Regions from separate parts of the Homo sapiens genome. Here region 2 is linked to region 1. A link is a loop called in an ENCODE intact Hi-C map of the cell type or tissue named here. Cell type or tissue: heart left ventricle. All regions are shown on one strand. Each heading gives the region's core, and the rest is flanking DNA. Links, peaks and the distances in the headings are about the cores only.

Evidence for each region. Peaks named below come from ENCODE experiments on the same cell type or tissue, not always from the same donor. Only the 100,000 strongest peaks of a DNase experiment are listed, where the experiment ranks them.
Region 2: it touches region 1 in a loop (5-fold over the local background); 2 of 110 quality-filtered maps call a loop at or near these places.

Annotation. Positions count from the first base shown.
Region 1 is chr2:49,923,580-49,940,124 of GRCh38, reverse strand. The region is part of intron 22 of NRXN1 (neurexin 1); the gene reads left to right. Among named protein-coding and RNA genes, the nearest start is that of MIR8485, 760 kb to the left of the region's middle. RefSeq lists an enhancer at 2,685-3,353. In heart left ventricle, for the core only: no CTCF peak of the experiment used is centred there; no DNase peak of the experiment used is centred there.
Region 2 is chr2:49,802,204-49,818,748 of GRCh38, reverse strand. No RefSeq gene overlaps it. Among named protein-coding and RNA genes, the nearest start is that of FSHR, 660 kb to the right of the region's middle. In heart left ventricle, for the core only: no CTCF peak of the experiment used is centred there; no DNase peak of the experiment used is centred there; H3K27ac peaks cover 2,121 bases.

The DNA.
Region 1 (16,545 bases), core at 3,120-11,119:
TCACTCTGACCCTCCCCCACCTTCAAAAAATGGCTTTTTCTCTGAAAATGTCCTATGTTCCTTATTTAGGTACCTTCCTAAAGCTGTTAATGGAAGAAACAGGAAAAATCTAGCATCATCTTGAGTACTAGTAAATTATTCCTTTTATCAAATGTTTGATAAATTGGAATTACCTGTGGTTCCATTCAGAACTCTTAATGAACAGGGAAGTTATATATTTGGTGGGTTATCAGCTTCAACATTGATCAGGTATTGAGTGTCACTATATACCTACTGCTCTGCTAAGCTCTGGGAGCAAAAATAGAAAGTTTATACCTTCAGTTCTATATTAATTAATATATTGAAGACATTTATTGCAATGTCTGGCATAATGTAGAACATAAATGGTGGCTTTTTCCCCCAATTCAGTTATACAAAAAGAATATTCCAAGCTATTTTCCCTTTTACATAATGCTGTTACTTTTCCTGGCTGAAAATTGGTGGGCAACTGATGAAACCACTCAGGCCTCCTGATGGGAACTGTGCATGTTAAAACTAGATCAGGGTCAACATCCTGGGTGGGAACACATGGAACTCAATTATACTTGATTTTAGCCACACTGTCCTGCACAGTTAGCATTGGATGATAACTTCACATTGATATGATCAGTTTCAGAATACAAAAGGATGGCTTCAGAATACAAAATGTTGGCTATGTGATGGAGGAGGGCTAATTGAACCCCAGCTCTTAGTGAACAGGTAGAAACCTGAACCAGCTATTGGTAACAATGTTACAGGCCAGTGTTGTCCTAAAGTGCCCAGTTTAAGAAGCGTAGACACATGAGAGATAGATAACATTTTTTTCATAATTTTTCTCAAAAAACGTTTACAGCTTCCGTGATTTTTCTCAGCCTAGAGAAAAAAATTGTGATTGCTGGAGTTATTGCTCCAGCATAGTTATTGCTATGTGATTGCTGGAGTTAATATATGAAAAGTATGTTATAGAAAAAATGTTTTGCTCAAAATAAGTGCTATATGAGTGTTTCCTGTTATTAGTATTTGTTATTTTTATACACACACGCACATATTTTCCAAGACTTTGTTTTTCACACAAATATAAGTTTTTATAAAATGTCTTTGAAATTTTACATTTTAGATCCACTTAGTAAATTGACAAAATGGCAACACTGCAAAACCACTTAAGTTCCAAGAAGGTCTTTAATCATGTCAGTATCTCTTAGTTTGGGGGCCCTCTTCCAAATAGAACCCTTTCTGAAAACTCCTGAAGAAGTTTTAAAAAGGTGAGTTTTATGTTGATATTCAAGATCCTAAATGAAGATAAAGACCCTCTTTGCTGTAGTAGCTCCCTAATAAATAACTCTAATTTATCATTTGTTACAAAGGGAACCAGACCTGCCTCCTGTTTTCTGGAGCCCTGTTTAGGAAGGACAATTTCCTGTTAGATTTACAGTGCTAAGAATAATACGTCAATTCTCTGTGAGTGGTTAGGGGATGGATAGCTAATGGGATATTAGGCCACTCTCAAATCAATTAAACTTTTGTAAAACTAGGAAAAGAAGAGTTCCATTGAATAATAAAATATCTCATTAGTCATTGGGGGAAGAAAAGGATCACCCATTTTTGTGGCATCTCTTTAGCTGGAACACAGGAGGTGAGGTCATCAGTACAACCACTCAAAAGACAACTGTTGATTGCCTATCAGAGGAATCATGTTGATCAAGGTTCAGATTACATAAGCAATGATAAATAGCAATAATAACTAGTATTTGGTGAAGATTTATTCTGCGCTCCATCATTGTTCTTAGTCCTTTACAAACATTATTCTATCTCATTATTTTATGAAACTATGAAGCATTTTCATAGCTAAAGAGATTCAGAGAGATTAAGTTATGTCATGTAATATGAGAGAGCTGGTGTATTCTCTAGTTTAGAAAAGGTGGGCTTATAGTTTCTTGGAACACAGAAGGTTTTTCCTCTAAAATTCAGGCACCTCACAAATATAGAATCGATTTTTCAAAAGTTCATTTAAATAATTTCATGTCATATTCTTTACATGTATTACTATTAAGCTAAATTTGTTGCAATTACCATGCAATTTTCAGTGGTTTTTCAGTGTGCTATTTTGAGAAAAGGTCAAGGGATTTCTATTCAATTGATACCATTAAACACATTAGGAATAAAGATATGTATATTGAACAAGGTGCACCTTTTCATTAAATAAGTCATCACAATCATTTCAAGGACTGTCTTGCTGGGTCATATTTTTAGAGCTTGATTAGAAAATAATTTTGTTCTACATTTAAATGTGTGTTATTTATTATGTAATTATTCAAAAGTGACTTTAATTAGTCCGTAATAGCCAACACATTGCTGTCAAAATGGAGGATTTTGAGCTGCAGCCAGAAAAACAGTAGCAATGAGTGTTCCATTTGAGGGAACATCGAGAGCATCTCCTGTGTACCAGGCTAGAATCAGCGCTGAGGGCCCAGCTCATCATTCAGGTGCGGGATGGGGCAGCTGGAGTTGGAAACTGATGTGCTAGCTGGGTTTCAGTGTGCAACGTGCTGGTGTAGGAAATGTTTTTTCCATATAAATTTAATTGTCCAGAACACTGGAATAAAAATAAGTAGTACATGGTTAAAGTAGAAGAGATTTATCACACATCATTTTTACTCACTTTTCCCCTGCTTTTCTGAAGGCAGTAATGTCAGAATAAAAATTATATTGAACAAAGTTAAACAGGCAAGGAAGATTTAGTCAAGGCTATTGCAATAGGAGAGGTGGGCCAGATTTCAGCCCGAGGGCAACTCACTGAAAACAAACAAACAAAAAAGGCTGGAGGGTATTTAAGTGCTGGGATGGATGGATTTGGGACCAACTGTGCTTGCAAATGGGCTTCACCCAAAGGAAATGTAAACAAACTATCTCATGTTTTCATGACAGGGGGATAGTTTTACAGTTTGGAGCATGGAGCCCACTAAAGTTAGGCTCCCACCCTTTCCACAGAAATTAGGAGATAGGGGCGCTATCTTCTCTGATGTTTATATTACGAAGAGATGGCTCCCAAGTCCTCCATATTTACACATCAAAGGGACAGATAAAGTATTTGAAATTACAAATGCCCTAAGAAATGGAAGGCCAGGGGCCCAGAGGCAGGAAGAAGCCTATCTTTGTTTGGTCAACTTGACATCAACTTTCCCAGCAACCAGTTTTTATTCAACAAAATTAGTTTCTACTAGGAGTTCAGCAGAAAACAAAATCACAAGCAAAAGGTATTTCATATGTGTGTGTGTGTGTGTGTGTGTGTACATATGTTTTTTGTTTTGTTTTTTAGAATATAGCAATTTGTATTTAATTGAACTATTTTGACCCTTTTCTGAGGTTTGAACTTTTTTTTTTTTTTAACAATATAATGGTTGCTACACTTTAGAAAAGCTCTTAACAACATTTTAAAAGAACTGTGACATGCCACCAGAAATGAATATTAGTTATGGCAAGGACTTTGGAATTATATAGAACTAATTTGAGACGCAGCCCTTTCCTGGTCTTGGGAAATTTACTTAGTAGTTTTGATGCTCAGTTTCCTAGTCTGTAAAATGGGGAGAATACGGTTAATTATGAGATTGGAAAAAGAGGATTCATACACAATGCTTGGCAGAGTGTCTGGAACATACCACATACTAAGGGTTTAACAAATAATTATCACACATCCAATGACAGGTGGAGGACCCACTGCTACTAGCACTGGTTATGTGCCAATGGAGGCATTATTCTGCCTTGTAGTGAGGTCGCTCATAAGGCATTATGCATTTGATCTGAGTAAAAAATCAGCACAGTCTCTTTAGGTATTAGACAGAGTGGGTTCTGTTAAAATGTTTTAACTAACATATGATTGGCCACTTATAATAATTACTTAGCATATAAGTGAGTTTGCTAAGTGAGATTAAGCATTTACTTGAAGTCTGTAAAAAATAGATGGCTGCTGATACAGAAACCTCCTACAATAAGCAACAGAAAACTCTGTTCAGTAGTGAGTACAGCATAAGTTTTTAGGCAGCCTGTATGTATCCAGCCTTAGAGCATTAATAATCGGTTTCACATCACAATTTTTTATTGGAAGATGCTAAAATATAATAGCCTTTTAACAGTATGGCACATGTCCTGTTGAGCTTTGGAAGAAGATAACAAGATGCACATCCATGCTCTGAAATATTTAACCACCTTGAAGGGAGGAATGTAGCACAGGTTTAGAAAAATATAAGGTAAGTTTACCTCTTATGAAAACATGAAATCCAGGAAGGATAAAGTCACGTTGTCTTGTAATTTGTGTCAAATACCTGTTTTGATAATGAAATTGGCTTCCTGTGGCGTTCTCTTGGTACCTCATTAATTACATTTGCTCAGATGATATCAGAGGTAAGCCAGCAAGCATATTCTGAATTCCAATCTAGAGGACATGCTGCCTCCATGAGGAGCCAATATGCTTTCATTGTTGGCACATATGCTCCAAGGGGCAGCAAATGCTACATTTGGCTTTAGCCTTCAGCTCTCATCTCAACACAGTAACTTGTCGATTAGATCACTCTCATCATGAGTTACTCCTTACTCATAAACAAAATGTTATAAGAAGCCTGACACTGGCAATATAATAGCAAAGACCAGAATACTTTACATTTCCAGGTTAAAAATGGTGTATTAAAGATGCCAGTATAGCCAGAGGCCATTAATTACATTAAAAAAAAATAGGAGAAAGAAAAATACTGACGTTGTCACATCTAAGAGCACACTAAAATATTTTGTTTTATTGAGTAAACTTGAGAAATCCCAATGCCTGTGTTCAAATCTCAATTTGGCCACCTACTGTGTAATTAGAGGCAAGTCATTGAATCTCTGTGTACTCAGCTTTTTACATCTGCAAAATGAAAGGAATAATGTTCAATACTCATGACATTGCTGTACTGATAAAAATGAGACAATGCATCTAAAGCACTTAACATAGTCTACCACAGGAAAGCTTTGATAACATAAATTAGCTTTTATTAGTAGTAGTAGCAAACTAACTAAATAGTAAACCATATCATAAATGGAAATATCCCCAAACAAGAAAGGGAAATGTTAATGATGGATACTTCAGCATCTAGCAAGTTTTTCAAAGTATTTCTAAATTCTATCAGCATAAAACTTTTCTCAGTGACCACTAAGACAGGAGCAGTGCTTTAGCTGGATAAATTTAGGTTCCTATGGTAGGAGGAGGGCACGTATCATCTGCTCTTCTTACTTTATTTTTGGAGGGAAAAAAATTGGGCTTTTTATACTAAACAAAAAGAGAGAGAGAGAGAAAGGGAGAGTGCTTTCGAGAGAAGAAATGATTAACTTTCCTGCTTCCTTCCTAAGACACTCAGGAATACTCCCAGCAGCATGACTTACCAGGCACACCTACCCACACAGCCTCCCCACCATGATGGATGCCTTGTCTTTCGTATTTCCTAATGCTAGACTTGACACACTTCCCTCTAATGGGCTCAGAGGGGAAGTTATCTAATCTTTCACCTTAGCTATTGCATTTTCACCAAAAAGAATCTGATCTTTTTCCCAACAAAAGAAAATTGAGACAGAAATAGCCTCATGACAGCAATATAAAGATGATCACCCAAAGCAAAGAGACCCAATTCTAAATCAGGAAAATTGTACACTGCCCCATTACACAGAATGACTCAGGTTTATATAGATGCTGTGCGGGCACCCTGGTGGAGGGGTGGGTGCACCTAGGACCCAGCATGCACCTCTGCAGTGGAAAGTCTCCTTTGGATTTCATCCGGAGTACACTGTGCAATTCCAGAGCAGGGAAGGAAGTGGGGGAAAATTGACTTAACAATTTTAGAAAGAAACAATGAAACCTAATCAAAGGAGTTTTTACCAACATAATAAGCCTTGCTGTCAGCTATTTATTACCAAAGAATAGTCTTAGATGATTGATTTTATGACACCTAAAACATAAAATATCATAATAAAATTTTGAAAGAGAGAGAAATGTAATTCACTCCAACCATAGGAGCCAGAGAGCACTGATCCATTAAAGATAGAATGTCTCACAGAAAAACAGAAACAAGCTCCACATGCAGCACCACAGTTAATGGCCTGAAACAACATGCCCTACAATGCAAAGGACCATTTTTGCCACCTGAATTCACAAGGCCTCTTTTCATGAAAGGGAAGTCCTCAAATACAACTACTCCCGGGGAGATAATGTCCTTGATGGTCACTGCCACAGCTGATTGAGACACTGTGTGCAGTGCATATTGCAAAACTGTATAATTGTTGGGACAGCTGCTGATTCAGTACCTTCTGTGTGGAAGATGTAGAGAAAACAATCAGATAATCACTGTTTTTACAAAGTCCTCATCCTCCTCAGATACTTTCATACTGAATGCCCTACCTGATCTGATGCCCACAGTAACCCCTGGGATATAAATAATTTATGTGTCATTATCATGGTTTCTGATAAAGGAATGTTAGCAGAGGATAATGAACTGCAAACTGTCACTCAAAAAGTTAAGGACAGGACCTAGACTAGAACCTAATGCATAATTCGATATTCTTTTTACCACTCTTCACTGCTTTTCTAAGATTCTGTGGGAATGTTAACTCCCACAGCAAAGGACAGAGAGTTGGCAGCAGGTGAAGAGGAATGTGGCTGGAAGGGCTAGAACTGGGCAACTGCTTAGAAAATATACCTAAAGCCCGGGTGCAGTGGCTCACACCTGTAATCCCAGCACTTTGGGAGGCCGAGGCGGGCGGATCATGAGATCAGGAGATCGAGACCATCCTGGCTAACACGGTGAAACCCCTTCTCTACCAAAAATTCAAAAAATTAGCCGGGCGTGGTGGCAGGTGCGTGTAGTCCCAGCTACTTGGGAGGCTGAGGCAGGAGAATGGCGTGAATCTGGGAGGCAGAGCTTGCAGTGAGCTGAGACCGCGCCACTGTGCTCCAGCCTGGGCGACAGAGCAAGACTCTGTCTCAAACAAAAACAAAAACAAAAATAAACAAACAAAAAAAGAAAATACACCTAAAGTGCTAAGTGTTTTTACACTTAACACAGGAATAAAATCAGAAGCAATAACAAATTGATCCACAGTGATAAATGCAGACACACTGAGTATATAAAATATTAGTAGCCATAGACAGACCTGAGTTTGAATTTTGGCTGTGCCATTTATAAAGTCTAAATAGGCTAAGCTCTTTGAGACTTAGTTTTCTTTCCTGTAATGATAATACCTACACCACATAGTGTTATGAGAAATAAATTAGATGAAATTTATGTGTAAAATGTATAGCACAGCAATTACCATATAATAATAGTAAAAATAATAGCTGTTAACTACATAAAATAAGAAACAAAATATAGATGTTACAGGGAAGTCATAGTAGCTCTGTTAAGCATAAGTTGACAATTGAGTAATGTTAAAATATATGGAAGAATGTAAGAAAGAAGGTTTTGATGAGGGTTTTGATTACTTAGTTAAGTAAGTTTACCCCCAAGTTATTGCTAAAGGTTTCCTGGAACTATTTAATAGCTTGGCTTTACCTATTAATTTGGAAAGGAGGAAGGAAAGGAAAGGAGAAAGGAGAAAGAAAGGTGAAAGGGGAAAAGGAAAAGGAAAGCGAAAAGGAAAGGAAAGGATAAGAAGAATGACTTCAGCATTTTCTTTAATTGGGTTCTCTATTGCCCAGCAGGAGTGTAGTGCTGCAGTTATGGCTCACTGCACCCCCAAACTGCTGGGCTCAAGTGATCCTCCCACCTCAGCCTCCCCAGAAGCTGAGACTACAGGCATGCGCCACCATGCCAGGCTAATTTTTTTACATTTTCTGTAGAGACAGAGTCTCCTCCCTTTGTTGCCCAGGCTAGTCTGGAACTCTTGGCTTCAAGCAATACTCCTCTCTCAGCCTCCCAAAGCACTGGGATTACAGGCATGAATTACCATGCCCAGCAAACTCAGCAACTTCTGAGAGAGAATTGGAAGGAATGCTGCAATATTCACATGCACACACATTCACACACATGCACACACATACTCCTCATTACTCTAGCTATAATGTTGCCATTTTTGTCTTACTATAAACCAGGTTTTCCAAAAATTTCTAGTTTCAGGCCTTAAGAATTCTGTGGAATAAATCTCATTATTTTGTAAAGATAGATTATTCAATTATCTATATATAAAAAAGGAAATGGATCTTAAGAAAAGTGATTTCTGGATGTATATATTTTTGGGTGTTGTAGTCAATGAGCTCCCAGGAAGAGAAGCTATTTTGGTATCAAGAAGCTCAGTTGAGTTGAAATCAGTTAATAAGGAGTATCATCCACATTTCAAAATATAACTCTTCTTGCATTTTTCTGGAATGTAATACATTTTGAGGAAAAACATATACAGACTCTCTGGGGTCCCTAGTTTTGAAACTGATTTTCTCAATTATTGCCTATATGGCTTTCTTCTGCTTGACAATTATGGAAAGTTGGGCCTGAGTAAAGAGACCCTTTTCAATTCCAATAGCAACAGGACTGAAAAGCACCCTAGAAATTTCTACAACTACTCTGAATTGAAAAAAGAGCTCAAGTTAGCTGTCAACTATTTGCAGTACTGTGGGTGTCAGATGATGTTGATGTAAATAAGGCATCCAAATGAATCAAACTGATGACTCAGTTAACTTTAAATAGCTTAGTGACTTTAGTCATTGGGATTAAGTGACATATTACCTTGAAGCATAGGGAAAGCAAATGCAGTATTTTCATTATTGTATATTGATCCCAATTCTCCAAAGCACAGAAGAAGTGATTTCTGATTTAATGAAGTAAATATTACATTTATCGTTTTTACTGCAGATATTACAAAGGTTGAGGGTTAGAGAAGTAGTGAGTTAAAGAAATATGAGATGTTAATGTCAGTGTTCAACCCCCTTGCTTAGCACCTTTACTCAAAACTTTAAAATCAAAGGTCTCTCACTTTCTTGCTCTGTCTCCCAGGCTGGAGGGCAGTGACATGATCGTGGCTCACTCTATTCTTAAACTCCTGGGCTCAAATGGTCCTCCCACCTCGGACTCGAGTAGCTAGGACTACAGGTGTGCACCACTATGCCCAACTAATATTTGTTTTAATTTTTTCTAGAGACAGTATCTTGTTCTTTTTCCCAGGCTGGTCTTGAACACCTGGCTTCAGCCTCTCAAAGTGCTGCGACTGCAGGTGTGAGCCACACAGTTCTTGGCTTTCACACTTTCACACTTTCTTAATGATTAGATTCAACCTAGTTTACCCTTGAAAATTTATCAAGTTACAAAAGCTTTCATCTAACTATACATAAAACATGCAGTTTTCAGCCAGTGTGTTCAATCTTCATTAGAGTTTGGAAGGTGAGAGAACTAATAAGAAAGAGAAACAGAGTCACAGGAAACTGTCAAAGGACCAACAGTCTAGTTGAAAAAAGACAAAACTATTGGATGAAACATTTAAGTGAGATTTTACAATAGTATAGAATTAATGTTAAAATTTGTGATGTGATATACGGTTGAGAGAATTTATTTATTTTAAAAAATTTAATAGATGTTATTGGATTACTTTCTAATAACAATCAAATAATTATTAAGAATATTCTCACCAGCATTGAGATCTCTTCTCCACTTGCTTGTGTGTAGTTTTCTCCATACTTCTGTTAGGTTGTTTGTCTTTTTTCCTATCAGTTGACACACACTCTGTATTTTAGAGGTATTTACTCTTGGTCCGTCATATGTACTACAGATATTTCCCTCCTTTGTCATTTTCATTTTGTTAATGATATTATGGCTTTTGCCACATAAAATTGTTATTTATGGGGTTAAATACGCTCATCTTTTTATTATGACTTTATTCCATAGTCTACAGTCTCTGTGATAAATTTCATGTCCACCTTGAAATTTCTTCTCACTCTCCCTTAAATCTCACTGTGCTACAACCACTCTAACTGTTGTTTAATTCCTGAAAAGTAAACTTTGTTTCCTCAAGGTCATTCGACATGTTTTTCGTAGACTTCTCTACCCACTTTCACTTGACGACTCTCTACTCATTTTTATCATAAGTGTCACTAATTCAGAAAGATCTGATTCTGCAGTTGCAATCAGAAACCTTTGTCCTACTCCTGCATGGTACCTACAGTTTTCCTTCATCATGCATATCCCAGCTGTTACTTTAACTGTGTGATTCCTTCTTGTATGCCTCTCTGCCTCACTATATTTTAAGGTCCATGAGGACATATACATCAAGTTTGTTTCGTTATCTCCTATACCCTCAGGACCTCATATAGTCCCTGGAATGTTAACTATAGCTCATTATATACTCGTTGATAGAAGGAGGGGATTTTCTTAGAGAAAAAAAATCATAAAAGATGGGACATTTGAGCCAAGCTTCGAGAAATAAGTACTATTTAAACAGGCAGGAGATAAAAGGTTATATGAGCAAGGCATAAAGGTTGAACTCTTTTTGGTATGTGAGGAGTTGGGGACAGCAATAATATTATGGCTCTAACTTCCTTTGACAAATATGGAAGACAAATTGGAGTAGGTAGCTGTGAACAGACTATGAATGGCCATGGGAACAGTAAGGACCATGGTGCTGGAGTAAGCACCATAATAGATGCAAACCACAAGGATACAATGACTATGTAAAAAGTCTATGAAGCTTATAGATGACTAAGCTGTGGACATATAGTTTACAACATAGTGAATAATTGAAGAATAAGATTTGTAAATACCATGATCCTATGGCTTCCCCTGGAGATGAGGGAGATTGTGCATGTTCCTCTGTTTATTTGTCTTCAGTGTCACCAAGGTCATACAGAGTGTGGACATCCATTGTCTCTTCTGTTCGATGTGGTACCATATGAGGTAGCAGCCTGTCCTAGTTGGGTTTCTCCATCATGCAGGCACATGATGAGTTTTTCCGTGTCTAGCATCCCTTCCCATTCAATACCTAGATCTCTGGAGAAGATAATGAACGTCTCAATATCAGAGTGGTGGCCCCTTAACTGCCCTTCAAATGCATGCTTTGGTGGTTTTGAAAGAAGCAGAGGAAAATATCGGAGACAGCAGCCAGGCAGGTAGCAAAGGTTTATTGATTTCCAAGTTCTTTCTAAATCTCCGATGTATTGGGGAAGGGCTAAGATGTGTCAGACATGTCCTCTCTCAAGACTTGTCTGACCTCCGTAAGTGTACTTCAGAATGTGCAGGCATGGGTGGAATTGGTGGGAGGGAGAAGGGAAGGAATTTGAAACAGTCAGCATCCCTCACTTCTTACAAAACCACCGCATGAGTCGAAATTAATGCATGTCATATAAATCATTGTGTCCCTGCTTTCCTACAAATGTAGTATTTAAACATGGCTTCTTGTGAATGATTGCATCATAATTGTTTCTTCTGGCCTACACTGTATTGAAGCAAAAAAATGGGAAAAAGTAATAAACTTTGAGTTGTTTTTTTTCAAATGGGGGAAAAAAGTGTGCTAATCTCAATTCACAAACACCCCAGGAGGCTACAATTCCAATTTTCTTTTCACAGTATTAATGAAACTGAGTATTGGAAAAGTCAAATCTTCCCCCTATAAATCCAAAATCACTTTCAAGTCTAGCCTAGAATTATAATAACTTCCACATCTATTAGACACAGTATAGAACTCTGGTCTAATGAGATCATTTTAGGCAACTCTTTCCTAGGTGGGGTGGAGACAGAAATTTAAAATCTATTACTTTAAGCTTAATTTATGAGAAAACCAGAAAGACTGGTCAGAAACTCTTAGTGAGAAGAAATTCAGTAAATGCATCTTGCCAAGAGTTTTTTTTTTTTTTAAGGATCATTGCAAGACAGGACATCTAACAATTCTGGTTAGCAGAATGATGCGTGCTGGGCATTATGGAGTTTAATGATCCCTTATGGTCCCCTCCTGATCTTAAATATATAGCCTATGTTTTTTTTTTTAACCACTAGCATGTTTTTTTCTTTATTATTTCCTAAGATTGGTAGTTTCTTACAATCTTTTTCTCAAAGCTCAAAAGCTGAATTTCCATTGTCATCAGGTTATAATGATACTCTTACTTTATCCTTGGTGTGCCAGGTTCATAGTTGACGACATACACATACATTAACAGTCTATACTGAAGAAATAAAACCAGCCCGAAAAATTACCTAGAAACTACAAACTTACCTTGAAAGTTAACTTTGGAACCAAAATATATATATAAGATTACAGTGGAAGAACAGCTCATTCAAGTATACAAAATAATTTCATAAAAATGACAATTTGAGTGATAAAAAGACCATCTGATGGCATGCTAATGCCTTGGTGAACTTGTCAATAGAAAGATAAGGTCCCACCACCCACCAAACCCCATTCTATATCAGGAATTAGGATTTTAAACACCATTTATCATGCAGAGTTGCAAAAACATAGATCAAGAGCAGTTTTCTTTAATGACAATAATTGATTGCTGTTTCCAATTTCAAAAAGAAAAATGAAGGATGTCACCATTGCAAAGGGAAATCTCCTTGGAAAAATTTATTAACATTCAAAAATGTATCTATCTTTCAAATTGCTTAGTTATTTTAGCACTTCAGTTGTGAATCATTGTACTAAGTAATTGCAAGCTTTAACTTCTGTTTGCATATGCTAAGGTGTGATTAGATATAATCAAACAATGCAAACTGATAAATACAATGCAAAGTTTAATGGCTTAATGTGCCCCCATCATATCACCAGATGCATCACAAAAGTCTTTTAAATTAGTGATCAAATATTATTTGTTTTGCCAAACCATACAATTTTATTTGCAAACAAATTTAGAAAGTTATATTTAAAAGTAATCATGCCAATATGAAACACAAAACCTGTTCTGGTGAAATAGTCACACTTAGACATTTGTGCCAGTAAGAATTATTTTACATTGTGTTTTGAAATTCAGAACTTGAAAATAAATTTTGTGGTTTATTGAACACCTTCCTGAGTAATATGCTAACCCATGAGGCAAAAAGTCCTGGCCCCTGCTGGCCTGACCTTCTTCATTTACCTGGGGGTGGGGAGGGCCCCTACAAGGATAATTCAGGAGCTGGAAGAGCAAGGCACAGAGGCAATAAAGAAGGGTAAGTGGGAGGAGAAATACAGAGGAGAATGGAGGAAGCAACAGAGGGTGCAAGAAGCTGGTAAGAGATGAAGCCTGCACTGACAGCCCTCTCTGGTCTGTACTGAAGTCTAATGTGTCTCAAACATATTTTCCCCATGTGTTTCTTAATTGGATCTAAATTTGTTCTAATTTGAGGAAATGATGTTCTTTCACAGATACTGTATCAAAGACTATCAAAAATAAATAAATAATACATAGGGCGATTTCCTTTCCTGTTGTTGTTTAAAATAACTATCTCAGCAAAAGACAAATTAAAATCTTAAAGATTTTTTTTTACTTTTTAATGGAGAGCAACAGTTGCATTTATTTTTTCTATGTGACAAGGCACTAGAATATGCCTTTAGTAGTAACTGTTCATTTTCCACAATGAATTATCATCTGAATTATCATCAGATATGAACAAATTGATTTAGAGCATAGTGCAGAAATAGGTTACTAACTGTCCAAACATTTGATAGCTCGTGTTTACCGAAGTTACCACAATACATATTAGACAACAAAAAACAAGAAGATTCATAGGATTCTTGATAAATCTACAGGGACAAAGCAGACCATGTGGAAAACTTCTAGAGACCACCGTATCTTACCAAATGCTAGAAGAGAGAGGAAGGATTAAAAACTACTTTTCAGTGGTCCTTTAAGGTAACATGCTTTATAAGTGCAAGAGTCCCAGGGATTTTTCTATAGCCATTTGGCTAAATGAATCTCAGAAGTGAGAAAGAAGTGAATATAAATATGAAATGGGTCATAACTGTTGTACTGCTCTATTTCCTTGCTAGAATAATCATTAGCTTCCAAATCATTTATAGGTTAAAAATGCCAGCAAAAGTCAAAAGCCTTTGTATTGTGATGAAGGTGTGCATTCTTGCTCTCCTTGCTTGTAGTAGACCACTGTCAGTCCTACTGAAGTTTTCCATTGAACCGAGTTCCTTATGCCCCTGGGCCCAATATAATGAACTGGCTACATCGGCTTAATTTTACCTACACGTCGGAGTTAATCTTTGAAGATTCAAGACTTAAAGACTTAAGCTTATTTGTGTGTATGCCATTATTTTAGCTCCCCCTCCCTTATTCTCTTTTACTTGCTTTTTTTAACAAGTTAAATCTTTTTTAACAAGTTATTCTCTTTCACTTGTTTCTTTGTCACGTGCTGGGACAAAGAAAGAAAAGGATGAAAGTAAATTTTAATTAATTACATTATTCACATTTCAGCACTGCTAAGAGAAAAACATGTTGCAGATTGCTTTAATTTTTTAAAAATGTCTTATTTTAGTTTATTATATAGTGTAGAGGGAATGCAAAATTCTTAAATCCATGAAATATACAAATTAATTATGTTTCTCTTTTTTTCACATTTTAGTAAATGGATGAGATGACTGCATTTACCTTTTATATAAATTTTGAACAAATTATATAAAAAGACATTTAACCATATTAGTCATTGATACTATTCTCTACATTTACATTAATATAAAATTTCATCAGAGATTTCTCAGTGATCATCAAAATAAAGCATTAGCGACAATAAGAGAAGCCACATTTATAATTCATGAATATATTTAAATCTCTTTGGCCTGTTATTGCATATCTGGGAGAGATGTCCCATTAATACATAAATATTTCTTTCTTTCTTTTTTTTTTTTTTTTTGGTTGAGGCAGTGTCTCGCTCTGTTGCCAGGCTGGAGTGTAGTGTGCGATCGCAGCTCACTGCAACCTCTGCCTCCCGGGTTCAAGCAATTCTCCTGCCTCAATCCCCCAAGTAACTGGGACTACAGGTGCATGCCACCATGCCCAGCTAATTTTTGTATTTCAGGGTTTCACCATGTTGGCCAAAATGGTCTGCATCTCTTGACCTCGTGATCCACTCGCCTCGGCCTCCCAAAGTGCTGGGATTACAGATGTGAGCCACCACACCCGACCAACACATAAATATTTCTAGTCTCAGAAGAAAAGTTAAGAAAAATTTCACTTAGCCTTCAGATTTGAAGCATAAATAGAAAAAGAATATTAATTAATCAGTTAGATATTGGAGTAACTACCTATTCCGAACATACCTATAATAATATCTGCTATGATGGTTATTAAAATTTTAATGTGAATCTGGGGAAAAGAAAGATAACATGTTTATTGGGTTTAGATTTTAATTTTGGTAGAGATTTTCTAGGTTATATTTTTAAGAAACATGATATTTAGAATTTTTACATCTGGGATTTACATCTGGGTTTTGTGTAGAGATATTTTTAGGCCTCATATGACTTAAGCAACAATTTGGCTAGTGTTGCAAAAAAGAAAGTGTTTTCCTTAAACAGGAGATGTTTTCAAATGCATATGGCACAGTTGAAGTGTTTCAGGCTTTGTTATGGTCTTTGTGACCTCATTCTTATTTTAACACAAAGTTGCTGTTATCATGCTATGTGCATAGTTGTTTTGAAAACCTCTCAGAAATATTTTAGCAGATAAAAATAAAATTTTTTTGATAAGATAGTCCATTTACGATATCAATTCCTTATTGAAAAAAATACATGTCTATTCTTAGTATACAAAATATAAACCCTCCACTCCATTAAAATTCTCAAATTTTACTGTCATAAGCTAAATGATTCAAATGTTATCTCCATTCTCCCTATTCCTTTCTGGCAGACAGAGTAAAAGTGAGGTAATTGTGAAAATGTGTTTAAAATGAAAGCATTCCATCAGGCTGGAAAAAATGATTTAGGTAACATTTAAACAAAATTCCCTTTTTAGCTCTTGAGACACCATAGTAAAAGAATGCTCTGTAAAATGAAAGTTTTCATTTAGTGAAAGCAGCTGAGTTAATTGGCACACTTTGGCAAAGATGACTGTATTTAAAAGAAAAAGTGCTGCCTTTGGTTTGTCAGGTAGTGACAGAGTTACTGCAGTAGATTCTATTCTTCATGAGAGGAAATTAATTCCTGTAATCAAATACTGTGGATTATAGTCTTTGTCTCCTTTCACCTTGTCCACAGAAGCAACACCAAAGCTTTTTATTCAGCCACACTCCGTGGGCTTTTGTAAAACAAGCAATGACACATTCAGCATAAAAAGTTTTACCTGCTACATTTTGTAGCACCAGAACATAGCTTATTGCTACTTTGAGACTAAGAGCTACTACTTTGGAAATGGCTGTATTTGTTAAGGCTTTATTTGAGGAAGGAAAAGAAAATCACAGAAAAACACACACACACACACGTTTAGGCAAAAGAAATATTGGTGATATTTGAAAATGGAATTACAAAGCAGTATAGAGCCATATGTTTGGTAAAATGATTCCCAGTAATTAACAAGAACTTTTGCAGAAATATTAAAATTAATTACTAAATGATGTTTAG
Region 2 (16,545 bases), core at 3,047-11,046, 120 kb after region 1:
CTACTAACATCACTACTGATCCTTAGTGATTTCTACATTCACAAAAGTGATCTACCCAATATTCTGGCTTATCAACTCATAACATACATGTCTTCAATAACTGTGTAGTACTCATCACCGTAGATACCCACTACCGTAACAATGCTCTTGCTATTTCCAATAACTGTCACTTTTTCACAGCCTCCGTATATAGCAGTACATCTCTAGTCAACAGTCCCTGTGTTTTCTGCCATTATCCCAACTCCAGTAATTCTTTTGCCATATCACGAGTTTCTGTGAGTTGACCTTGCCTTCTTTCACTAGACCCTTCCTCCCCTGATATCCTCAATCCCTTTGTTATGTAGCTTATGTTCCATAAACCATTACTATCACCACTTGTTTTCCAACACATTGATCCCTTGCCCCTTTTTTTCCTTTCTTAAACTCAGCTGCTAAAGGTATCCCCAGTTAAGTTCATTTATCTGTCTATTTTAACTCTATATCAGAGCAGCTGAAATTTTGGGAGAAAAACACACAAACACGTCAACATGTTTCTCTTTAATTCATGACTCCTATCCTGAACAGAGCCTTAGTATCACTCTTCAATCCAGATACATTTCTTATGTCCATTCACTCTACCATTCCCCAAGATGACTATTTTACACGTCCTCCTTCTTTCTCAAGCCTTAAACACCTTTTTTTCTCCTCATCTTCAGCTGATGAAGTTACATCTCATTTCATTAACACAACAGAAACAATCAGAAGAGTTTCAACATGCCCCCACTACCAAATCTACCAAACCCGCTGTGTTGGTGCTCATGTACTATACCTGTCCTCCTGTAAGTTGAATGCACTGTTCTTGGACTTCAGTCTTCATTTGTCCATGAACTGTCTTCTTCATTTGTTCATACAATCTCATCTCCCTCCTGTTAAAGTATTTTCTTACAACTGTCCCTCTCCTTCTGACATCAGTACGTTTCTCCTCTCTATTGGATTATATACATTGGCTTATTACCTACATGTTCTAATGTTTCTTTTAAATAACAATAACCGCTACAAAAAATGTTCCTCTAACTCCACATTATCTTCCAATTAGCAATTATATTCTTCCCGGTACAGCAGCAGTCCCCAGTGTTTTTGGCACCAGGGACTGTTTCGTGGACGACAATTTTTCCATGGACAAGGGGGAGGGTGGTTGGGGGGATGGTTTTGAGAGGAAACTGTTCCACCTTAGATCATCAGACATTAGTCAGAGTCTCATAAGAAGCGTGTAACCTAGGTCCCTTGCATGCACAGTTCACAATAGGGTTTGAGCTTCTATGAGAATCTAATGCCACTGCTGATCTGACAGGAGGCAGAGTTCAGGTGGTAATGCTCACTCACCAGCCACTCATCTCCTGCTGTGCAGCCCGGTTCCTAACAAGCCACAGACCAGTACCAGTTCATTGCCCCCAGCTTGGAGACCCCTGCTTTATAAAAAACTCATCAAAATTGGTTTTTATCCTCCCATTTCCATAGAAGTCATGCAAAGAATGTTTTCTCCATAGTATTCCAATGAAAATGGTCACAACGAGATCATCAATGGCATCAACATTGTAAATTTGATGGTGTATACTCAGTCTTTATCTTACCGATTTAGTAGCGGCAATTGACAAGAGTTGATTATTCTGCCTTTATATCATTTCGGGTTTAAGCAGGAAAACAGAAACTATTGTCAGTTTTTCAGCAGGAAGAGATTTTACAGAATTAAATTTATGTCTACGAAACCATTGGTAGGGTTGAGAGAACTACAGTTGGCCTCAAAGAAATCAGAAAAGTCCAGAATTGCCTGAAACCTCAAACAATTAACCCAGCTTCCTCTCAGCTTTGTAATAATTTTAGAAACAATAAAAATAATTAATAGGACTTCACATTGAAATCACTGCAAAGCTCATTCTTGTACACCAGGTTTCCCCAACTGTGACCCCCGTCCCGCCCCCCTACACACACATACTGATCTGTGGGCTCTTAGGAACCGAACCACACAGCAGGAGGTGAGCGGCTGGCCAGTGAGTATTACCGCCTGAGCTCCACCTCCTGTCAGATCAGCAGTGGCATTAGATTCTCATAGGAGCATGAACCCTAGTGTGAACTGAACCTGCAAGGGATCCAGGTTGGACGCTCCTTATGAGAATCTAATCCATTCCCCCACCACCTTCATCCATGGAAAAATTGTCTTCCACTAAACTGGTCCCTGGGGCCAAAAAGGTTGGGGACCACTTTTGTACATCCAAGTGGCCACTGCTCTTGGAATCTAATAGCTATTCTTTCTATTTCATCTTTGATGAATGAGTGAATGTTTTTCAGAGATGTAAAGTAAAATAGATCTCTGCTGGTAAAGGATTCTGCAAAATGCTCCTTCCAGGTTTTCAGTTTTATTATAGGGAAAAGATTAGGGGGATGGGATGGTGTTGGGTATCAGTAGACAATGCCTTGTGTTATTTCTGAAGCCTGCTTTTTTCCCTTTGAAATTCAGAAACCCACTGTTGCTTTGTTCTCCCCTACTTCGTAGCACTCTCCCTCTTGGTCTACTTTGCTGGTTTCTCCTCATTTTCCAGAATACTAAATATTCCCAGAAGCTTTTCAGTCCTATCTGTACTCAGTGCCTAGTGGGTATATCCTCCAATCACAGTTCTTTAAATATGATCTCAGGCCGGGCGCCGTGGCTCACGCCTGTAATCCCAGCACTTTGGGAGGCCGAGGCGGGCGGATCACGAGGTCAGGAGATCGAGACCATCCTGGCTAACATAGTGAACCCCCGTCTCTACTAAAAATACAAAAAGTTAGCCGGGCGTAGTGGCGGGCGCCTGTAATCCCAGCTACTTGGGAGGCTGAGGCAGGAGAATGGCGTGAACCCGGGAGGCGGAGCTTGCAGTGAGCCGAGATCATTTTGAAAAGAGGCTTCAAGATGATGACTGAAGCATGTGGAATGTGTATCACACTCTGAATAACACTGGTACAGTTAAATGTAGATGATGCTCCATTTGTTTCAATCTCTATTCTAATATTTTTTAAAAATATCTCTTCCTCACTGTTTCTTCTAGTTTTCCCAGAAAAAACTGATGTAATTTGAACGAAGGAACTGCAACTTTATCACCACTTTCTAACAAAGGAAAATCTCACAGGACTGAAGCCAAGGTCAACAGATTCTTCTTGCTAACAGGATGCTTTTTCACACTTGGGATTGTTAAAAATATCTAAATTTCATTCTAAGGCATGAATTAAAAAAAATCTGGGCATTCCTAACATTAGTGTGCATTATGCAATAGATAGTACATTACAATTACTGTGGGCAAATGACATTAACTGCCATGGTCTATGCATTTGTAAATTTGGACATTTTCTTCAGGTTGTCATTATTACAATGGAATTTGCTTCATTGTTTCTACTGTATATATTTAGTTTAGTCGTTCTTTAAAATATCTTCCAAAATTCTTGTTCTGTGAGTTGGCATTAAAAAAAACTTACTATGTTCACAGGAATACACTTAAAGAAAATGATGTTTTGTAAATTTTATACTAAGCAAACAAATTCCTTTTTATTAGAGGAATGACCGTTATTCTATATATATATTTTTTTTTGCAAAGCAACAATCAAATGCTTTGCAACAATGTTTTTCCAAATTTAGCTCACTTAAGCATCACCTGGGAACTTCCTTAAAATGCAGACTCTGATTCACTAAGTCTGGATTGGGTCCTGAGATTATAAATTTCTCACAAGCTTCCAAATGTTGTCCATGCTGTCAGCCCATGGAACACAATGTAAGTGCTAAGACTACTCAAAGAAGACTTATATAAGTACAAGAAGTTATGTTACATTTTGTATATGTAGAAGGATTACCTGTCACATCTTATTCCACATTTTTATAACACCGTAACCATTTATTATATATTCATGATAAATTATAATAAGTATAACATTTTTTTCTTTTCTAGATATGCATAAAAGTGAGTGATGCATTGGAAAAGATTTCAAAATAAATCTAAAAGACTCTCAAGTAATTATTTTAAAAATCTGTGGTAAATTGATAATTGACAGTGTTGTTTTTCTAAGTGGTATATAAAATAATTATGTGTCTTAAAAATCAATGCATTTTCCATATATAAAATAGGAAGCATAATTCTACAAAGAAGATAGAAACTGAGCACATCAAATGTGATCTTTGTTGAATGATGCTGGGCAGCTTTCAGCATGGTTTTAGCTGCCCTAAACCATCCTTACCTACATGACATCTGTGTTGTGTTGATGTCTACTTTCCCTTGTACTATTATTTAGGTTACTAAATAGGTGGGGTGGAGGTGGGGGGCATTCTAGTTATCCTCTGTACTTCTGGAAAGTTCAGAGCAGGCCAGGTTAGGAGCAAATAAGACCCTCCCTCTCTTCTGCTTTTCTTTCTTCTCCTCCTTCTTCTCCCCCTCTTTATCCTCCTCCTTCTTTAATATAGGTAAAGAGCCTAAATCTTATATTATAGCTCATTCAATTTTTATACACTTATGTAACTTGATAAATTACCACCCAGACCAAGAGATAAACATTTTCAGAGACATCTTTAGGGGCAAATTCAATTTCCTTCATTTTCAGACTTTTTTTTTTCTATTTAGCTAGGCCCTTTAGGTAGGTGTGGGAAAGACAAGTAGATATTTCAGAGGACAGTTCAAAATTCATTTTAGCTCATGGCCAGAGTCCACCTATCCCAACTTCTTGTCCAAAATCTTCCATTTACCATTTATTTATAATAAGCATGCTTTCTGAGGACCATCCTTCTATCTCTTTTCACCTATCTTGAGGAGTTCCTTCAGCATCTCAGATTCCTTTATAGAGGACTATAATTATTTCTACCCTACTCCCATTATCATCTCCAACAAAAGTGCCAAAATTTTCTAATTTTCTTTGTCCTCCTTATCTTTTGATTCAATATTTTTTCTCTCTCAATCCTTCTGTGTTAGTTCATTTAGTTTCAAGCAAAAGAAACTGACTCTGGCTGGTTTGAACACTTAAACAAATAAATGAAAAGAGGAATGCAGTGGGAAGATTCCAGGGTACATAAGAAAATCAAAGTAAAATTTGATTGGGCAGGGCAGAAATCAGGGAAGCTTAAGAGCCCCAGCAGTAGAGTTTGTGAAACTTGCTCATAGCATAACTCAAACCCACACTTTTTAAAATTTTCCATGCCACCTGTGGAATTTGTGGGAGATAGTCTTGGGTCTACCCTTGGATCTAATGGTTTCTGGGGACAAAAAGTTTGGGTCTGGAGGTGCAAACATAGAAAGCTTCTAGTGATTCCTAGTTGTGGGGAGAAATCAAGCACTGTAGCAGCCACTGATGTGCTTGACACAACTTGCCTCCTCTACGTAAAAACACATTTTCCCCAAGGGAGAAGAGTTGAGCAGAAATGAGTTAATTAAGAAATGTTATCCAAAAAAGTTTGTATGAAAACTGTCTCCATCCCCTCAAACAGGTTAAGATTTACTCTGTTCAGAGTTTCTAAGGAATTCAAACTGCAATTCCATTCAATTATTGATAAATAATATTTTAGTGCTTGATACAATATTTGGGATGAGAATGCACTGAGGCAGTTAAAACGTTGTCAGGAAAATGACCAGGATTTCAGAGTTTACCCAAACAGACTACACTACCAGAAAGTTTAAAATAGGCAAACAGCAAACAGTACAATCCTTACAGCTTAGGAGTTAGAAAGCACTTCCAGTAAAGCAAAGGGTCAAATGGTGTTGACTTAAAATAGAGCAGGAACAATTTTGGCAGTCATTTTAAGAGTGATGAGGTGGTGGGGAGAAAAAGCAGATAGGAAATTCTATTTAAAGTAATACCAGTGCCCTCTACCCAATACAGGAAATCATCTCCCAGACTAGAATAAATATAAAAGGCTGATATCCTTGCAGAGGTCTGACAGGGCCAGCAGAGCCATTGTTATATTACTGCCAAGCCTCAGTCACTCAAAAAGGAAATTCCTATAGCACATAAGAAGGTCAAGACTGGGGGTACATCTGGGAGAATCCTTGCTCTTTGGTTTTGAAAGGAACTGCAGGAAAAGAAAAAAAATACAGGCAAAACAAAAAACCACCGATTAATTGAAGGTGCAAAATTCTCTAATAAAAATGTTAACATAAAATTAGCCAAGGTAAAGGCTTTCACTGCAAGAATGATCAAAACTTTAGTGTGCTTTCTCAATGCATGCTCCTGAAATGCACATATATGCAGCAATATTTAAAGAGGAAGCCAGCTAAAGAAAGTGCTAGTTTTTCTACATTTCCTACCCTCCTCTACCATTTACACACAATTACCATTATTTGTCTCTCAAGCCTACTCACTCCAAGTTTTTTTTTACATACCTGCTATAATCCCTTGCTCTTAATAGAAGAAAGAAGTAGAATAAAAGTTTTAGGGAGACTGTGAGTTTTATAGTAACTTTTGTATTAGGTGGCATATATCTTAAGATCCACAAAAATTGAAAGCTAACATAGGCTCCTAGCAAGTTATTTTCAAGGGAATTCTTTTGAAAGGTACTAGAATCAAGTTTGGTAAACATACATGTGCCCCTAATATCACCAAATAAACCTTAGAACATGTCACTCTCAGGTTAAAAGCATGAACATTCAGTATCACATGAGACCTTAATTCTAACTTGTATAATTCTAATGACCCCAGAATGTGACCCAATACATAATTCACTTTTAGCGAGTGAACAGTCCAGATTTTCTTGTAGTTATAAAGCAACAGAATATAAGAAATTTACAAGCTTTCTCCTGATATTTTATGTTTTCTGATTTCCACTCTGGAATTGGTGGGATAAACTGTGCTTTTCATTTTCCAGGTAGTTTATAGCTTTAATCCTGGTTGGCAGGCTATTGTTTCAAGATATGTAACCATTTAATTAAATCTGAGTGTTTCATATACAAACGTGCTACATATTCAGATTTAATAGGTGGTTATACACTGTCAATTCTAAGTGAGAATATTTTTAATAATTCACCCTATTTCCACATTAGTCAAGTGAAACATTTTCAGACCTGTCAGCATTATGTTCATAATACTTGGTCAGCTCAGTGACAAATATAGTCATGTTATTTGTAGACAATTATCAGCTGCATGATTGGCTAAATTGAGCCCAAAATTGGATGCACAAAATTTATTATTTAGAAAAGATATCAAATCCAATCCAATTCCGACTTTTCTAAAAAGATGAGTATGGGCTGGGCGCGGTGGCTCATGCCTGTAATCCCAGCACTTTGGGAGGCCGAGGTGGGTGAAGCACCTGAGGTCAGGAGTTTGAGACCAGCCTGGCCAACATGGTGAAACCCCATCTCTACTAAAAGTACAAAAATTAGCCGGGCACGGTGGTTCATGCCTCTAATCCCAGCTACTTGGGAGGCTGAGGCAGGAGAATCGCTTGAACCCGGTGAGGCAGAGGTTTCAGTGAGCCGAGATTGCGCTAGTCCACTCCAGCCTGGGCCAAAGAGTGAAACTACGTCTCAAAAGAAAAAAAAATATGAATATGGAGGGATACTTAACAGCCTAAGTTTCCTAAAGGTTCTTCCAAAACTCTTGATGGAACATGTATTACTAAGTCAGTGTAAATGAATAAGAAGATGCACCCCAATAGTTAAATTGTATCACATGTATTTACACTTTAGCTTTTCTTAATTTATAGATTCTTGTCAACTTCTATGTTCGCTATTATTTAAATATTTAAGGTACTTTCATGATGAAAGGGCAGATGTATTTAATAGTAGAGGAGCGGCCGGGCGCGGTGGCTCACGCCTGTAATCCCAGCACTTTGGGAGGCCGAGGCGGGTGGATCATGAGGTCAGGAGATCGAGACCATCCTGGCTAACAAGGTGAAACCCCGTCTCTACTAAAAATACAAAAAATTAGCCGGGCGCGGTGGCGGGAGCCTGTAGTCCCAGCTACTCGGGAGGCTGAGGCAGGAGAATGGCGTGAACCCGGGAAGCGGAGCTTGCAGTGAGCCGAGATTGCGCCACTGCAGTCCGCAGTCCGGCCTGGGCGATAGAGCAAGACTCCGTCTCAAAAAAAAAAAAAAAAAAAAAATAGAGGAGCTGAGGAACACTGACCAACATTTGAAGATTTGAAGTATCACTGGAAACAACTGAACCCAAAATATTTGGCCACTGTGTTTAATGAAAAATGGTATATATATGTATATATATATATAAAGTTTTTATATATTTTATATATATAGTTTTTATATATTATATATATATAGTGTGTGTGTGTATATATATTTAGACAAATAATCTGCATAAACATAGGGATATAGTATATATAAATTTAATATATTTTCATATATTTCCAACACATGAAGTTTCCTCTACAATGTATCAGAAGCTTTTTTCAAGGTATAACCCTTCAATATTGATTGGCCTGATAAAGATGATAAAGGACAAGAATGTAAGAATTGAGGAATTCTGGTTTTAGGAGGCTGGGAGCTAGGTTATTTTTTCTTTAGAGTATTAAGTACCAAGAAATTCTTAACCATAAAAAATATCATAGTTATGGCAAGTGCATGCTTGTAATCAAATTGTCCAACTTAATTATAATTATATTTTGAGCAAATTTCTAAAATATGCTCTACAAGAATTATTGCATTGAAACTCAGTGCCTCGGCAGTGACAGGCACATAAAAGAGCCTTTATCCTTACTTACTGCTATTTAAAATATAATAATTATCCCCATGAAAGAAAATGGGTTATTGGGTCAGGCTAACTGACATTTAAATCCAGATTCTGTCACCTTGCATGAACTTGGAAATGCTCTGTAACTTTTCTGATCCCCAGTTTCCTCTTTTGTAAAACAAGATTAATAAATACCTTACATTGTTGTTGTGTGGTGCAAATGAGATCACACTTAGCTCAAAACACAGTGCCGAGCATATTGCAAGTGCTGAATTATTATGTTTTTATTGGAAGGAAATTGAATTACAAAGGGCATTAGGCTACTCATATGACTTTAGAAGTTGTCTTTCAAAAATAAAATGTTCTTGTTTCAAATAATAAGTTCTTCCCTCCTGCTAGTTCTATTATTATAGTTGAACAAATATATTGTGGCCTTTGGAAAACCATAAATGTAACCAAGAGCAGCTCTTTCGACTGGAGGTTAATACATCACGTTATAAACTAGCTAGAATTTGTTTAAAGGTAAAAGAGTCCCTTTGAAGTGCCAAGAAATTGAGAGAAGAAGAATGGGAAAATGGGAACAGAAGACAACTTTGGCTCTTAAGTTGAGACAAATGCAGCACATGAGATGTTTATAGAAATCCAAAACTGATTGCTCCAGACCTTCTTTGAGCATATTGGATTAAGTTTCTGTTTCTCTTAAACACAAGGTTATGGGTTTTAACTTTTATATTGCTTAGAAAAATAGCAATGACTGCTTTATATTTTCATTTGCTTCATGGTATACAGTGTACTTACGTATAGACATAAATATGGACATAGACGGACAGTGACATAGAGATACAATTTGACTTTTGTAATATCTTTTGAAGTAAGTGTGGTTACAAGTATAATACCATTATACATGTGAAAAAAATGAAAACTAAGACATTAATTGATTTATTCTGGTTTATATTGAACATCTGATTGGTTCATATTGACCATTTCAATATCACTATTCAGTTTATAACCCAAATAGTCTTATAATTAAAAATATAACATTATGATTGCTTTTTATTTCTCCTACTGCACAGCAGAGTAATACTTTGTATCATAGCAGTATTAATATATATACTAATATGTGTAATTAAATGCTAAGTATATATTAAATATGAATTTTATTTTAGCAAAGCAGGAGTGGTGTGATAACTCTCCTAACGCAGTCTAAAGTAATATATATATATATATATATATATATATATATATATATATATATATATGCCGTCAACTATCTATAATATTAATATAGGGACAATGAATAAGGAAAAATACACATATGGAGACACACAGACACACACAAAGAAGCACAGGAAAGTGGAAGAATGCTTTGTGAGTTCTGTGAAAGACAACCTCTGAGAAATTCCAGAAAGATCTGTGGGTGTGCAGACTTTGAAGAGGGCTGTGGTTTTGCATTAAGAGACTGGCACAATATAAAAACAAAGGTTTAAATCCTAAGGGAAAAAAAAAGTCTGAATATATTTAAAAAATACCTTGCTGTGCAAAGGTGTTTATGACAGCATTTACAATTACAAACCATTTGAAAGCAACCCAAATATCTAAATATCGAGTAGTAGTAAAATAGCCTACAGAATGTTACATAGCTATGCAAATGATGTTTATGAGGAGTATGTAAACACAAAACATCGTACTGATATAAGGCAAAAAAAAAGTAAAGGAGATAAAAGCGGATGCAGAATATGATAGTGCATGTTTCTGAAAAAAAAGTGTGTACCTATGTACAAAAAATACTGTAAAGAAAAGAAGCAAAGTGTTAGCATAAGCAGTATGTGGATGCTGGGTCTGAGGAATAATCTTTTTTCCTACATTTCTTTATATCCTGATCTTTTTATAATGGAAAAATAGGCCTTCTTCTCTTTTAAGGTACCTAACACTCTACCTTTTACGTGTGAAACCAATCGTGGCCTTGTATCAGCTCGAAAAGCAGAAATACATTAGGTATTTCTAATGTAAAATGTAATGTAAAGATGGAAAATTATATAACAAATTAGTCACAGTTTGAGTGTCAGAGGCTGGAACCCATTAGTTCTTCTGGGTGAATGGTCATTGTTGAATAGATCCTGATAGAAACAGTAAGTCAACAGAAAAGAAGTCTTTTCTTCCACCCTCCTGCCTCCTAAACTTTCCCTGTTGCCCCCTGCAGATAGAATCTAGAAAGCAACTGGAAAATGAGAAATAGTTTACATAGTCACAGCCAGAGGATCATGAAGCCAGAAATGAAAGGGTACATTTGAAAATAGAAGATAATAACTTAATAGAAACCTCAGGCTTATTCTTAATAAATAATAAGAATAATGCATAATACATACTAATCAATACTAAAAGTCTCAGAATAACAGTATTGAGATGCAGAAACCTTTATTAATGACTTCTGTTAATTTGATTACCAAAGCCAAAATGCTTCTTAATGGGATGAATTGAGTACAAATAAGTGAAGTTAAACTTTTAACATGTATCATTTGTTTTTATTAAGGTGATTCAGCCATCACAATTCTACTCCAATAGATATTTTATTAAAGTAACTAATTTAAATGTACATGATAAATGAACTGTGTTGAAAATTCTATTCTTCTTCAGTTTGAACCTCCTGATCTTAATTAACTTCTCCACTCTGTTCCCATAGAAACCAGCAATGCAATCAATAAGATGCAAAGGTCGTAAGGAACATGCAGAAGCATTCTACAAGTACGGTAACAATATTTATTTTAAATCATGGAACAAATTAGTATTTGCAATTAGGTTAGAGGTAATATACCTCAAAATTCGAAATGGAAATGCAGTCAAATGGTAAACAGAGATGATAAACTTTCCATCATCTCCTCTATTGTCTTTTTTCCAATGCAAGATAAGTATAATGCCAGAAAACTGAAGATTATATTTTTCTCTGGGGATTATTTTTGTTTCTCAAAATTTTTTATTGTATCATGATATAATAAAACATAATACCTAATCCCTCATCCTGTATGTATTTTCTCACAAATAAATAAAAAGAAAAATAAGTCAACAAAACATATAAAAATGTACAACATAAAAGCTCCTTTGAATGAAGGACTGACACTATGTTTTTTTTTTTACTCCAGATCCACAAGCTGATGTCTACACACAAAGTTACACATTTTTAAAAATTTTATTTTAGATTCAGAGGCTACATGCACTTGTTTGTTACATGGGTATATTGTGTAATGGTGAGGACTGAACTTCTAGTGTACCCATCACCCAAATAGTAAGCATTGTGCCCAATAGGTAATTTTTCAACTCTCACCCCTCTCCACCTCTCCCTGCTTTTGGAGTCCCCAGTGTCTATTATTTCTATCTTTATGTCCATACGTACCCAATGTTTCATTCCCGCGTATAAGTGAAAACACGTAGTACTTGATTTTCTGTTTCTGCATTAGTTCACTTAGGATAATGGCCTCCAACTGTATCCATGTTGCTGCAAAGAGGCTGATTTCATTCTTTTTTATGGTAGCATAGGATTCCATGGTGTGTGTGTGTGTGTGTGTGTGTGTGTGTGTGTACATGGTGTATATAGATATATAGATACATTTCACCTTTTCTTTATTCAATCAATCATTGATGGACACAGGTTGGTTTCCTGACTTTGCTATTGTGAATAGTGCTGCAATAAACATAGCATGCAGGTGTCTTTTTTATAAAAAGATTTTTTTTTCCTTTGGGTAGATTTCTAGAAGTGAGATTGTGAGGTCGAATGGGAGTTCTATTTTTAGTTCCTTGAGATATCTCCATACTGATTTCCATACAGGTTGAACTAATTTACATTCTCACCAGCAGTGTATATGATTTCCTTTTCTACAATCCACACCAACATCTGTTGGTTTTTGGCTTTTTAATGTTAGCCATTCTGACTGATGTAAGACAATATCTCAATGTGGTTTTAATTTGCATTTCCCTGATGATTACTGATGTTGAGCATTTTTCAAGATCAAAAGAGTAGAATAAAGAGCCCAGAAATAAAGCTACATACTTAGAACCAACTGATCTTTGCAAAGTCGACAAAAATAAGGAATGAGGAAAGGACACCCTCTTCAATAAAGGGTTCTGGGAAAATTGACTACCCATATGAAGAAAAATGAAACTGTATTCCTATCTCTCACCATGTACAGAAATGAACTCAAAGTTAATTAAAGACTTAAATGTGAAATCTCAAACTATAGAAATCCAAGAAGAAAACCTAGGAAAAACTTTTCTGGACATAGGATTAAGCGAAGAGTTTATGATAAATATCCCAAAAGTAAATACAACAAAAGCAAAAAAAAAAAAAAAAAAAAAAAAAACTTAAACTAAAAAGCTTCTGCAAAGAAAAATAAATAATCAAGAGACAACCTACTGAATGGGAGAAAATATTTGCAAGTTATGCCTCTAACAAAGGACTAATAACTAGAATCTACAAGGGACTCAATCAACTCAACAACAACAACAGCAAAAACCAAACAACCCCATTAAAAACTGACAAAGGGCGTGAACAGAAATTTCCTTTCTCTCAAAAGAAATACAGGCGGCAAAAACACATGCAAAGTTACACATTTGAAACAGAGGCCAAGGCAAACCTCTCCTGAGAGTTGCCCTTAACTGATTAAACCAATAAACTATTACACTCAGCATTCGATCTACTAGTTAGACTGCAGATCAAATGATAAGTACAATAATTAACAGGATCATGACTGTTCTAGTTTGAGTGCTCCGGTAACATATTCTAATTCAGCTGTTCTGTGTCTGGGTCTAATGACATTGCCATGCCCCCGTCACTTCTCAGAATTGTTGCACGTAGCTTATTACCAATACCAGTTAACAAAGCAAACAAAACCAAACACTGTCTATGTTTTGTTTAAAACGCTTAAGAGTAGAGTGGGTTCAGAGTTATCACTAAATACTTTTTCTATCCACCTCTTATATTTCTTTGTGATTTTATGCATGCAGAGGAGTGAAATAACAGCTACTGGTTCAGGAATTTTGATTATTAGAATTTTATTTCTCCTGCGCATTATGGAGAAGAAATGGTGAAAGCAACTGTGATAATGTATGCTTACCCCTTCCCTTTCTTCATCTTTTCTATCTTGCTCCACCATGCTGAAAAAAGTAGCTAATCCTCTTTTCCAATGCAACAATAAAATGCTAAAACAGCCATCAAATGTACACCACTGGTTTCTCATTTTTTCAAATATATATGACAATATTTAATTGATTTACTGCATAGGTGGTTATTTCAAGATATTTTCAAATTTTGAATATAAATTTTATATTTAGGATATATATGTATGGAGAGAGAGGGAATTATAAAATAAATAATTAGGTTCAACAGTTGAGACTTCTAATGTATTTTGGTGTGCACTAGGAATAAATCATGGCGTTTACATTATTTTTTTTACATGATCTTTTGCCTGTCTCTTACTGGGCTAGAATATTCAGGGAATTTCAGAGCTACACAGATCTGGCACATTATCTAAGATATTATGTTGTTATTTTTCTTGTTCTTTTTTTTTTTTGACAGATATAAAGGACAGCTAGTGTTCACTTCCATGTGAATACTAATGAACTTTGACATATGCAGGGTTCATAGTTACTCAACTCTCTCAACTCCAATCATATTCCATGCCATTTTTCTTCAGCTATCTTAAAGCACACTACTTTGAACTTCTTTATTATCTAAAGCTGCATCATGAAGGCTTTTAAGCTTGGAATTCCTTTTCTTACCACAAATCCTTGTTGTACACTATATTACTGCTTACCATTTCTTAGTTCCCTTCATCTGTAGGAGATTAATGCTTCTTTGCTCTGTTAAACTCAGCAAGAACACACGATATGCACTGGTTGATGAAATATGAGTTAAAATGACATATGCCACTTCTGGACAAAAGCTTTAAGAACTAGTGAGTATCTTGCAACTTTTCTTTTGCTACAATTAAAAGTAATGTTCCAAATTGTGGCTCTTTCATTAGCTTGGGTTCCAGAGTGCCAGTCGTGACAATGTGGAACGTATCATGCACCTAACCTGTAATAAGCTGTGAGCATGAAATAAATCAGTGGACAGTAAACTAAAACCCTATTTGTTTTTGTAAGTAAAGTTTTATTGAAACACAGCCACGCTCCTTTGCTTATGTATTCACTTGCTGGCTGCATTCACACTGTGATGAGTAGTTGCAACAGACGTCAAGTGACTCACAAAGCTTAAAATATTTACCTACTAGCCTTTTGCAGAAGAAGTTTCTGACTCTGCTGTAAGTCACTGAGATTTCAGAGACATTTGCTACTACAGCTTAACCTAGACCATCCTTTCATTTAGTACACTCTTAACTTTGTATTTAGTCATAGTCTAAGTAATGGGCATAAATCTCAATATTAATACTTTTTCAGGATTATATGTTGTAGATGACCTTGCAGTGGAGACTGACTTCCTGCTAAAGGAGCAAACAAGTGAGCAAGCTGCAGAGTCCAAGAGGCAAATGCAGCTCAGTCTCAACTCAGGCACAATCAACATGAGTTCTGGTGATATCCCAATGTGAGGCCATCCAGAGGGTGGCCAAGATTAAAGAGACAGGAGGATGGGCACTTGTCATGTATGGGATCAGTACAGGATTCCACTGCCAGTCTAATAACTGGGACAAGGTTCTGGTCTGAAGAGAGGCATATCCAGAGCAAGATAGCGGATCTTGCAATATGTGGCAGCATTCTGAGCACATTCCAGCACTTCAGGGACTATCTGTTTAGAAATAAGAGACAGGGCATAAAACAGACAACCAGTTCTAAAGATTGAACCCATGAGGTGTGGCAGTGGGAGACAAGCATTTGCAAACAAACGTGGAGTAATGGGAGCAAGCCCCCCAAAATCTGGCCATAAACTGGCCCCAAAACTGGCCATAAATAAAATCTCTGCAGCACTGTAACATGTCCATAATGGCCCTAATGCCCAAGCTGAAAAGTTGTGGGTTTACTGCAATGAGGGCAAGGAACACCTGGCCCACCCAGGGCGGAAAACCGCTTAAAGGCATTCTTAAGCCACAAACAAAAGCATGAGCGATTTATGCCTTAAGGGCATGTTCCTGCTGCAGTTAACTAGCCCAACCTATTCCTTTAATTCGGCTCATCCCTTCCGTTTCCCATAAGGGATACTTTCAGTGAATTTAATAGCTATAGAAACAATGCTAATGACTGGTTTGCTGTTAATAAATATGTGGGTAAATCTCTGTTCGGGGCTCTCAGCTCTGAAGGCTGTGAGACCCCTGATTTCCCACTTTACACCTCTATATTTCTGTGTGTGTGTCTTTAATTCCTCTAGCGCTGCTGGGTTAGGGTCTCCGCAACCCAGCTGGTCTTGGCAGAGAAAGATAAGGAAAAAACTGGAAAGCAAACAGGTAACTATAACTAATTCTGTCAACATTGGCTTCTGATTGGCAAAGAGAAAAAAACACAAGGGGGCCAGGGCCAGATTGTGTCTAGTGGCTCAGAATGGACAATTTAATTCTCAGCAACTCTGGATCGGGGAGAAGGTACTTTGGGGCTTTTGGCCCATGAATACTTTAGCCAAGGTTGGTGCATAAAAGTGAGTAGGATTGAGAATGGGAGGTACAACAGACTACGCTGTAACAATTTGGTGGTAGGTGGAGTAAAATATCTTCCCAGTCTGTTATGCTAAACTGTATCTTTGCCTTTATTATCATCTTCACTCATTTCATCTTTCCACATTTTCACTGACTGTCCATCCCTTTTCTGGTTTATTTCTTAAACAACTTAAATTCTACGGTCAGTCATTTTATGTATGCATATTTCATTTGGTGTGAGCTCAGACTGTCTTTAGCCTTCT